3 separate regions of the Mus musculus genome follow, and regions 1 and 2 are each linked to region 3. Evidence: chromatin loops called from intact Hi-C (ENCODE). Cell type or tissue: heart. All regions are shown on one strand. Region 1 overlaps Csnk1g1 (casein kinase 1, gamma 1). Region 2 has its middle 4.2 kb from the start of Ankdd1a. Region 3 has its middle 12 kb from the start of Oaz2.

Region 1 (2,500 bases), 340 kb after region 3:
CATCAGATGAGCTACCTCTCATTGATTAAAACATCCCAGCCCAGGTTTAAAACCATTATTTAATGGCTAAAATTAGAGAACACTCTTTCTTTGAGCAAAATACAATTAGCCTAAAATTGGGGTGTTGTGCCTGTAAAGCAAACACATTTTTCTTATAACCTGAAGGGAGCCTCCACCATGTTGAAGACATTTGTGTCTTGTTCATTTCCTAGTAGCGAAACCCTTCTTTGAAAACAACAACAACAACAACAACAAATCCACTGTGAAAAGTGAGGAGGACCTACCTATTGCATTACAGTGCAGACTATCCAAGCAAGTATGGAGACAGCACGTGCTGGTTTTCATTTACATTTTAAGACCTAGCTGCAGACAAACAGAAATGAAGATTTAAGACCTAATAGTTTAATATTGATTATTTTAAATTTTTAGAGCTCAGCCAGGTGGTGGTGCACACCTTTAATCCCAGCACTCGGGAGGCAGAGGCAGGTGGATTTCTGAGTTCCAGGCCAGCCTGGTCTACAGAGTGAGTTCCAGGATAGCCAGGGCTACACAGAGAAACACTGTCCTGAAAAACCAAAAATAAAATAAAATAAAATAAAATAAAATAAAAATAGATAAAAATAAATTTTTAGAGCTCAAAAATGATTTTTCAAATTACCTAAAATGGCCACATTATTTTCACATAAGAAACTGAGGCCCAATGTAGGTGGCTTGGCTGCATTTTCACTTTACTAGATGGTGTTAATATGAGTTAATAGGAACAGTGAGCACAGACCTAGGTCTCACACCTACTTTAGGTGTCATAGTTTCTCTATTCTGTGTCCCAGAGCAATGCTTTTTTTTTTCTCCTCAGGACTTACAGAGCTACATCATTTGTGTGTGTGTGGTGTGTGTGTGTGTGTGTGTGTGTGTGTGTGTGTGTGTGTGTGTGTGAAAATTGTAAATCTGTGGAGAGCTCGCCCTCTAGTGCTCACTTAGCTACAATTGAAGCATTCGCCTAGGGAATTTTTTTATCCTCCCCAGGCTTCCTGTTACGTACAGGAAACAGATATAAAAGCAGAGGTGTGATGCCGTGTGGGAAACTCTCCCACTGTGCTTCCCTGTCTGTCTGCTCACCTCACATGCTCTGCTCCTCTCCTCATTTCCTATGCTCTGTTAACAAACTTTTTGTCTGACTACTTGTTTTCAATCCCATAACATTTTATTGCAAATTTCAGACACCTCACGTAGGCCAAACTGTCTGGAGAGCTTGTGTTTTCTTACATCCTTTTAAACGCTTTTCCCCTCCTTTTATTCTTAGTTTTAATCCAGGACCTGTTCATTCAAGGAAGACCCTTCACAAAATTATGCCCCAGTCATGGGTGTCTCCTTTTTTTTTATTAGAAACTGCCTTTTCAAAACCCTTTTTGTCAGGCATAGTGGCCCATTTCTGTATTCTCAGCATTGTATAAGCAGAAGGCAGGAGGATCACCAGAAGTCCAAGGCTTGCCTGAGTTTCATAGTGAATTCCAGGCTAGCCTGGTCTACCAAATGAGACATCATCCTCAAAAACAAAACAAAAAGTTAAGGAAAATCCCCCTTCTGTCATAGTACTATTTATAAAGTTGCCTTTTCAGACAGGGTCACCCTCAAATGAAGAAGGTGAGCTGGAAGGTGTATGATGTAGGAACTGTTTAGAGGGCAACTATGAAGTAGTAGCAAGGAACAGTGATATGCACAGGTGACAGTAACAGAATGAAAGCTTTTAAGTTGAAACAGTTCATCTACTCTGTAGAGTACTGTTCATTTTTATGTTGTTAAAATATTTCTTGTTTATTTGACGTGTGTGTGTGTGTGTGTGTGTGTGTGTGTAAATCTATATTACTAACCCTCCAACTCCTCCTGGACCTCTTCCAACAATGCTCCTCTCACCTTCATCTTTTCCTTTTCTTCCTCCTCCTCTTCTGAATAACCCACTGAGTCCAGTTAGTGCTGCCTTCAAGAGCATAAGCCAAAATAAACTGACTTCCTCTTCCTCCAGCAACCATCAGTTGTCATTCACTCCTCAGCTGAGCCTCAGGAGCATCCCCCACCCACACTGGAGTTATTGGCTGGCTGCTGTAAGTTGATGAGTGCAGTGGCCATGTCCTGTCCCAAAGACTGTCGTTTATATAGCACTCTTTTCCATCCTCAGCCTTTACGTTCTTCCCACACCTCCTTCTGTGATGCCCTTGAGCTTTTCTGGAGGGTAGAGATAGCCCACTAGGGGAAGCACTCAGCAGTTTGGAGTCTCTCAGAAACTTTTCTGGCAAAAGTGGAGAACAGCACTAATATATGGGTCTAAACATAAATATTTAGTAGGCAGCTTGACGTGTCTTTAAGTAAAAAACAATAGCAGGTTTCCCACTTAGGCCCATTTCCAAAGAGCATGACACTTTGACCAGGTTTACAGTATCACTACTCATTCCTTCTTGTGCAAGTTTCCCATAATTTGAGACAGCAGCTATGCTATGTTGTGCTG
Region 2 (2,500 bases), 140 kb before region 3:
ATCTTTCTGCCTCCACCCGCTAAGTGCTGAGAGTACAGTGTTGACCACAATATCCAGTCTGTGTGGCGCTGGGGATCAAGGCCACCTTCCTGCATGCTGGGCACACACTCTACCAACTGAGCTAAGTCCGGCCCTTTGTTTTATTTTTACATTTTATTTATTTATTTATTTATTTATTTATTTATTTATTTATTTTTGAGACAGTGTCTTTCTACATAAGCCTGGAACTCACAATGTAGACCAGGCTGGTCTCAAACTCAGAGAACCACCTGTCTCTGCCTCTTGAGTGCTGATTAAAGGTGTGTGTCACTATGCCTGACTTTTTTATTTTTTATTTTTTGAGATAATATCTCTCTAGGGAGCCCAGGTTGACTCCAACTCCAGATCTCCAATCCACACCCCCACACACCCACACCCCTGTCTCAACTCCCAAGGGCTAGAGTCGATGGTTCAGTACCAGGAATCCTCCATACTTCAGACTACCGAGTCCACCTCCAGTCTCAAGCCTTCTTTAGTCACACTTTTCCCGGATGTATCCACAACGGCATGAGGTCAGTGCCAGTGAGGAGTAAGTACCCAACCTCCTAACCCAAAGGTGGTTCCACTCCCTCAACTGGCGAAGTTTCTGCAGCCTTCAATTAGACTGTTTAAATAAACCCTGTATTCTACCTTTCAAAAATATTAAAGCAACTGAAGAAGTATCTCAGTTGTAGAATTTTTGTCTAACATTCACAAAACCTTGGTTTCCATCTTCAGCACCACATAAAAGCATGAACTTCTGTGCACGACCCAAACCAGAGGGGCTGGGAGCAATTGGGGGTCTGGGTTTTTGTTTATTTGTTTGTTTGTTTGTTTTTGTTTTGTTTTGTTTGTGTTTTGTTTTCAAGAACTCTTATGCAGTAAGGCAGAACCCGCTAGGCCCACTGAAGCTGCGGTCCTCGACACACGGGGGAGCCAGAGTCAACAAAGCACTGCAGCCTGCCTGTACCGTAATGTGTGTAAGTGTGTGCACATGGATCTGTCCTCAACACTAATAAAACACGTGACTCGGGCCACAGGGACAAGCTATGCGGGCTGTAGTGTAACCTGACCTACTGGATCCAGCCAGTGAGTTGGGTCTACTGGTGAAGGACCCCAGTGGAGTTCAGAGGACAATTTGCAGGAATTCTTTCTTTCCTTCTACTATGTGTGCCTTGGGGGTAAATACGGGTCTTCCGACTTGGCAGCAAGCATCTTTACCTGCTGGCCCTATTTTTTGTTTTTAACAGAGCCTCATGCAGTCCAGGCTGACCTTTATCTCAATTTGTAGCCAAGTATGGCCTCAATGATCCTCCTGCCTCCACCTTTGAGCAAAACAGGGCCTGAGATTACAGGTGTGAGCTTTGTGAGTGCTGGTAACTGAAATCCTGGTAAGTGCCGGGATTTCACCTAACACCGGAACCTCATCTCCAGTCCTGATTTTTTTCTGTCTGCCTGTCTGTCTTTCCTTTCTTTCCTTTTTCTCTCTCTTCCTTTTCTTTCTCTCTTTCTTTCTTTTTTCTTTCTTCCTTCCTTCCTTCCTTTCTTTCTTTCTTCCTTAGATGGGATTTCACATGGAACAGGCTGACCTCCATCTGGCTATATAGCTGAGAATGACCTTGAACATCTGGGCTTCCTGCCTCTACCTCCGTCCAGTGCTATAATTACACCATCCCTGACTTAGCCTGCCCTTTACTAAGTATATCTATTTGAGACAGGGTCTCACTATCTCACTAAATTACTAAGGCTGGCCTCGAACTCACTCTGTAGCCCAGACAGGCTTGAGACTCACGATCTTCTTGGGTGGCTATGATCACAGACCTGCACTACCATGCCTGGCACCAAATGAACCCCTAATAGCAAGAGGGAAAGAGATGTTTGCCTAGAAAACCGACGGGCTGACATAGACACGTGTTCATAAGTTAAAATTAAAAATAAATTAGGACTTGGAGAGATGGTGCAGTGGTTGAGAGCACTTGCTGCTCTTGCAGAAGACCCAGGTTCAGTTCCCAGGAACCATAAGGTCTCATAACTGTCTGCAATTCCATTTCCAAGAATTTTCTTGTAGCATAGCTCATATGAAAACCAAGCATGCACATGGTATACATACATATATACAGGCAAACACTCACAGATAAAACTTTAAAATTTTTAAAACTAAAAAAAAAGTCTTAATAGTAATAATAATAATAATAATACATACATACATACATATACACACACTAACTAGTTTTATGCCAACAAGCTAGAGTCATTAGAGAGGAGGGAGCCTCAATAGAGAAAATGCCTGAAATCACTGGGCTGCAGGCAGGCCTGTAGGGCATTTTCTTAATTAGTGATTGATATGGAAGGGCCCAGCCCATTGTGGGTGGGGACACCCTTGGGCTGGTGGTCCTTGGTTCTATATGTAAGCGAGCCGAACAAGCCACAAAGAGCAAGCCATTAAGCAACATCCCTTCAAACCCTCTGTATCAACTCCCGC
Region 3 (2,500 bases):
TGCAGAAGTCAGAAAGGGTGTCAGGTTCCCTGGAACTCGAGTTGTGAGCCAGCGTGTGGGTGCTATGAATCAAACACAGGTCCTCTACACCAGCCCAGGCAGATAGACAGACAGACACACACACAACTCCAGTGAAGCCTGCACTTGGTGGAAGATGGAGAATAAGGTGTAGTTTCTGTTCCTTAGAATGGCATGTACAACGAGAGACCCAGATGGCTGAGCTGTTCAAGTGAGGAACACCCAGAAATGGGAAGAGTTAGGTGCAGGGTTGTCATTCTCCCTCCTGGTTTCCCAGGACAGGGTCACTTGAATCAGAGACTTCTCTGATGGGTCTGTTTCTATCTAAATTCAGATCCACATTCCTAGAATCTGCAACGTGTTTCCTGGAAATCAGCTCTGCTCAGGGAAGGAAGACTGGAGGAGATACTATTAGAGGGTTATGAGGTGCAAATGGGGAGCCAAGGCCTCTGCTAAGATTTCCTCAGTACTGCACTCTCTCGTGTGTGCTTGCATATACATTGCATACTGATGGCTGCAGTCAGCCCAACCTGGCTTTCAGGCGCTTCAGGACAGGATTTAGCTCTGTTCACTGGAGATGGCAGTACCTTCTTAGGAAACTTCAGGGTGATCCTACTCCAGCTGTTCTTGCCTGTGTTTGTAGGTGTGGTATACTCTGACCCCAGGAAGCTCTATTTAATTTATTAGGGTTTTTGTTGTTATGTTTTGTTTTTTTTTTTTTTTTTTTTGGTCACGGTTTTTGTTTGAGACAGTTTCACATAAGCCCAGGATAACCTTGAATTTGCTATGTAACTGTAGATGACCTTGGCCCCTGACTCTCCTGCATCCTGGTACTAAGCTTGCAGCCATGCCTATCTCTTATCCTCCTCCTGCCTCTATCCTAAGCCCACGTGTCTTTGTTGCATCCTGTCTCTAAGTCTCCAGCCCTTGGTCTTTCCCTGGTGGAGGGAAGGTGAGGTTACTTTGTTCCCTTCACTTTACCTTGAAGGTGATGGCTGAGGCGCCATCTAGACCACGAGGCTGGGGTGCCCTCTTCTGGTGAAAGAGCTCAAAGCCATTTGATTGCTTTCCTTCCAGGACAGACTTGGACTATCTGGACCCCTGCTCCAAAGCTCTCAGTTGAGAAATCACTCACAAACATGGACCACTTCCTGGATATGTGCATGCTTTGCATTCTAGACAGCTACATAAACTACTGATCCTGTGGACACAACTGTGTTAGACCCCACGATATCTGATTCATTCAGCAGTCTCGGCTCACGGGTAGAGGCGCTTCAGCTCTAAGAAGCAGAGAGACATGTCCAAGTCCAAGTGCATTCAGATATACAGAGCTGATAGAAAATCCAGGTGTTGGGGGTTAGAGAGATGGCTCAGTGGTTAAGAGCACTGATTGCTCTTCCAAAGGACCCAGCTTCAATTCTCAGCATCCACATGGCAGCTCACAACTGTCTGTCACTCCAGTTCCAGGGAACCTGACACCTTCACACAGGCATACATGCAGGCAAAACACCAATGTACATAAATTAAAATAAATCATTTAAAATTCAGGTGTCACAGATCGGGTTGGGTGAGATATGTCAGCTTATGCCTGTAATCCCATCACTTGGGATGCAAAAGCATAGGGATCGTTGCAAGTTCAAGGCGACCTGGTTGACATTGTTAGTATCAGGCCATGTGGGTAACATTCTACCTCACTGACGAAATGCCTGGACATCGTTAGTAATGACTGGTCATTTGCCTTCTAACCATAGCTGATATTCCCAGAGTTTATATTTTCTTGTATCTGGTAGACTTTTTGCCTGCCTGAATGACAGAAGTAGACCCCTCTGGTAACTAAAACTTGGAATGTCCCCTGCCAGCCTCCCCAGTGCCACTTTGCATTCTATGCAGTGGCACCTCACAGTGCCACTAGGTGTTGTTAATTTCACCTTTGCAAACATTCCTGGGTTACTGCCTGGGAGAGTCCAGCACACTTGGTAGTATCTGACACATGGCAGCTAACTGGCTACTTCACTTCTGAGACCTTGTTTAGGCAAGCCTTCTCCCATCTGGCCATGTGTCCTCGGGGGAATATGACTTCTCTGAGAGTCCCCACCCAGTGAAAACAGTGGGAACTTTCTGAAGGCACAATGAAATGCCCGAGGCACTAACGTTCATGTTCCTGATGTTTTCGGTGGTGAGCTATGATAGAGGAGCTGTTCTGAGCCAGATGCTGGGTGTCTGGGTGTTTCCCAGGACAGATTTGCGCCACCCTGTTCTTCATGAAGTTCTAGGCTTGGCCAAGAGTTGCACTCACCGGGCCTGTAGGGGCCAGAGAGGGAGGCAGTCCTAACTGGAGGGCAGGACCCATGCTGAGCTGTTCTCAGGCCCTCCTGCTCAGGAGGGTGGGGCCCATGCAGCTTAATATTTTTCTATAGAAAGACAGTCAGAATTTAATGTGAAAATTCCTAATCTGTTGGTAACTAATCAAACAAACAGAAAC

The links. Peaks named below come from ENCODE experiments on the same cell type or tissue, not always from the same donor. Only the 100,000 strongest peaks of a DNase experiment are listed, where the experiment ranks them.
Region 1: it touches region 3 in a loop (2.2-fold over the local background); 3 of 42 quality-filtered maps call a loop at or near these places.
Region 2: it touches region 3 in a loop (5-fold over the local background); 19 of 42 quality-filtered maps call a loop at or near these places.

Annotation. Positions count from the first base shown.
Region 1 is chr9:66,003,578-66,006,077 of GRCm38, forward strand. The region is part of intron 7 of Csnk1g1 (casein kinase 1, gamma 1); the gene reads left to right. Among named protein-coding and RNA genes, the nearest start is that of Gm22657, 52 kb to the left of the region's middle. In heart, a CTCF peak has its summit at 1,004 (motif pointing left); no DNase peak of the experiment used is centred here.
Region 2 is chr9:65,523,168-65,525,667 of GRCm38, forward strand. No RefSeq gene overlaps it. Among named protein-coding and RNA genes, the nearest start is that of Ankdd1a, 4.2 kb to the left of the region's middle. In heart, a CTCF peak has its summit at 948; a DNase peak (open chromatin) is centred at 994; H3K4me3 peaks cover 374 bases.
Region 3 is chr9:65,663,328-65,665,827 of GRCm38, forward strand. No RefSeq gene overlaps it. Among named protein-coding and RNA genes, the nearest start is that of Oaz2, 12 kb to the right of the region's middle. In heart, a CTCF peak has its summit at 1,051 (motif pointing left); no DNase peak of the experiment used is centred here; H3K27ac peaks cover 587 bases.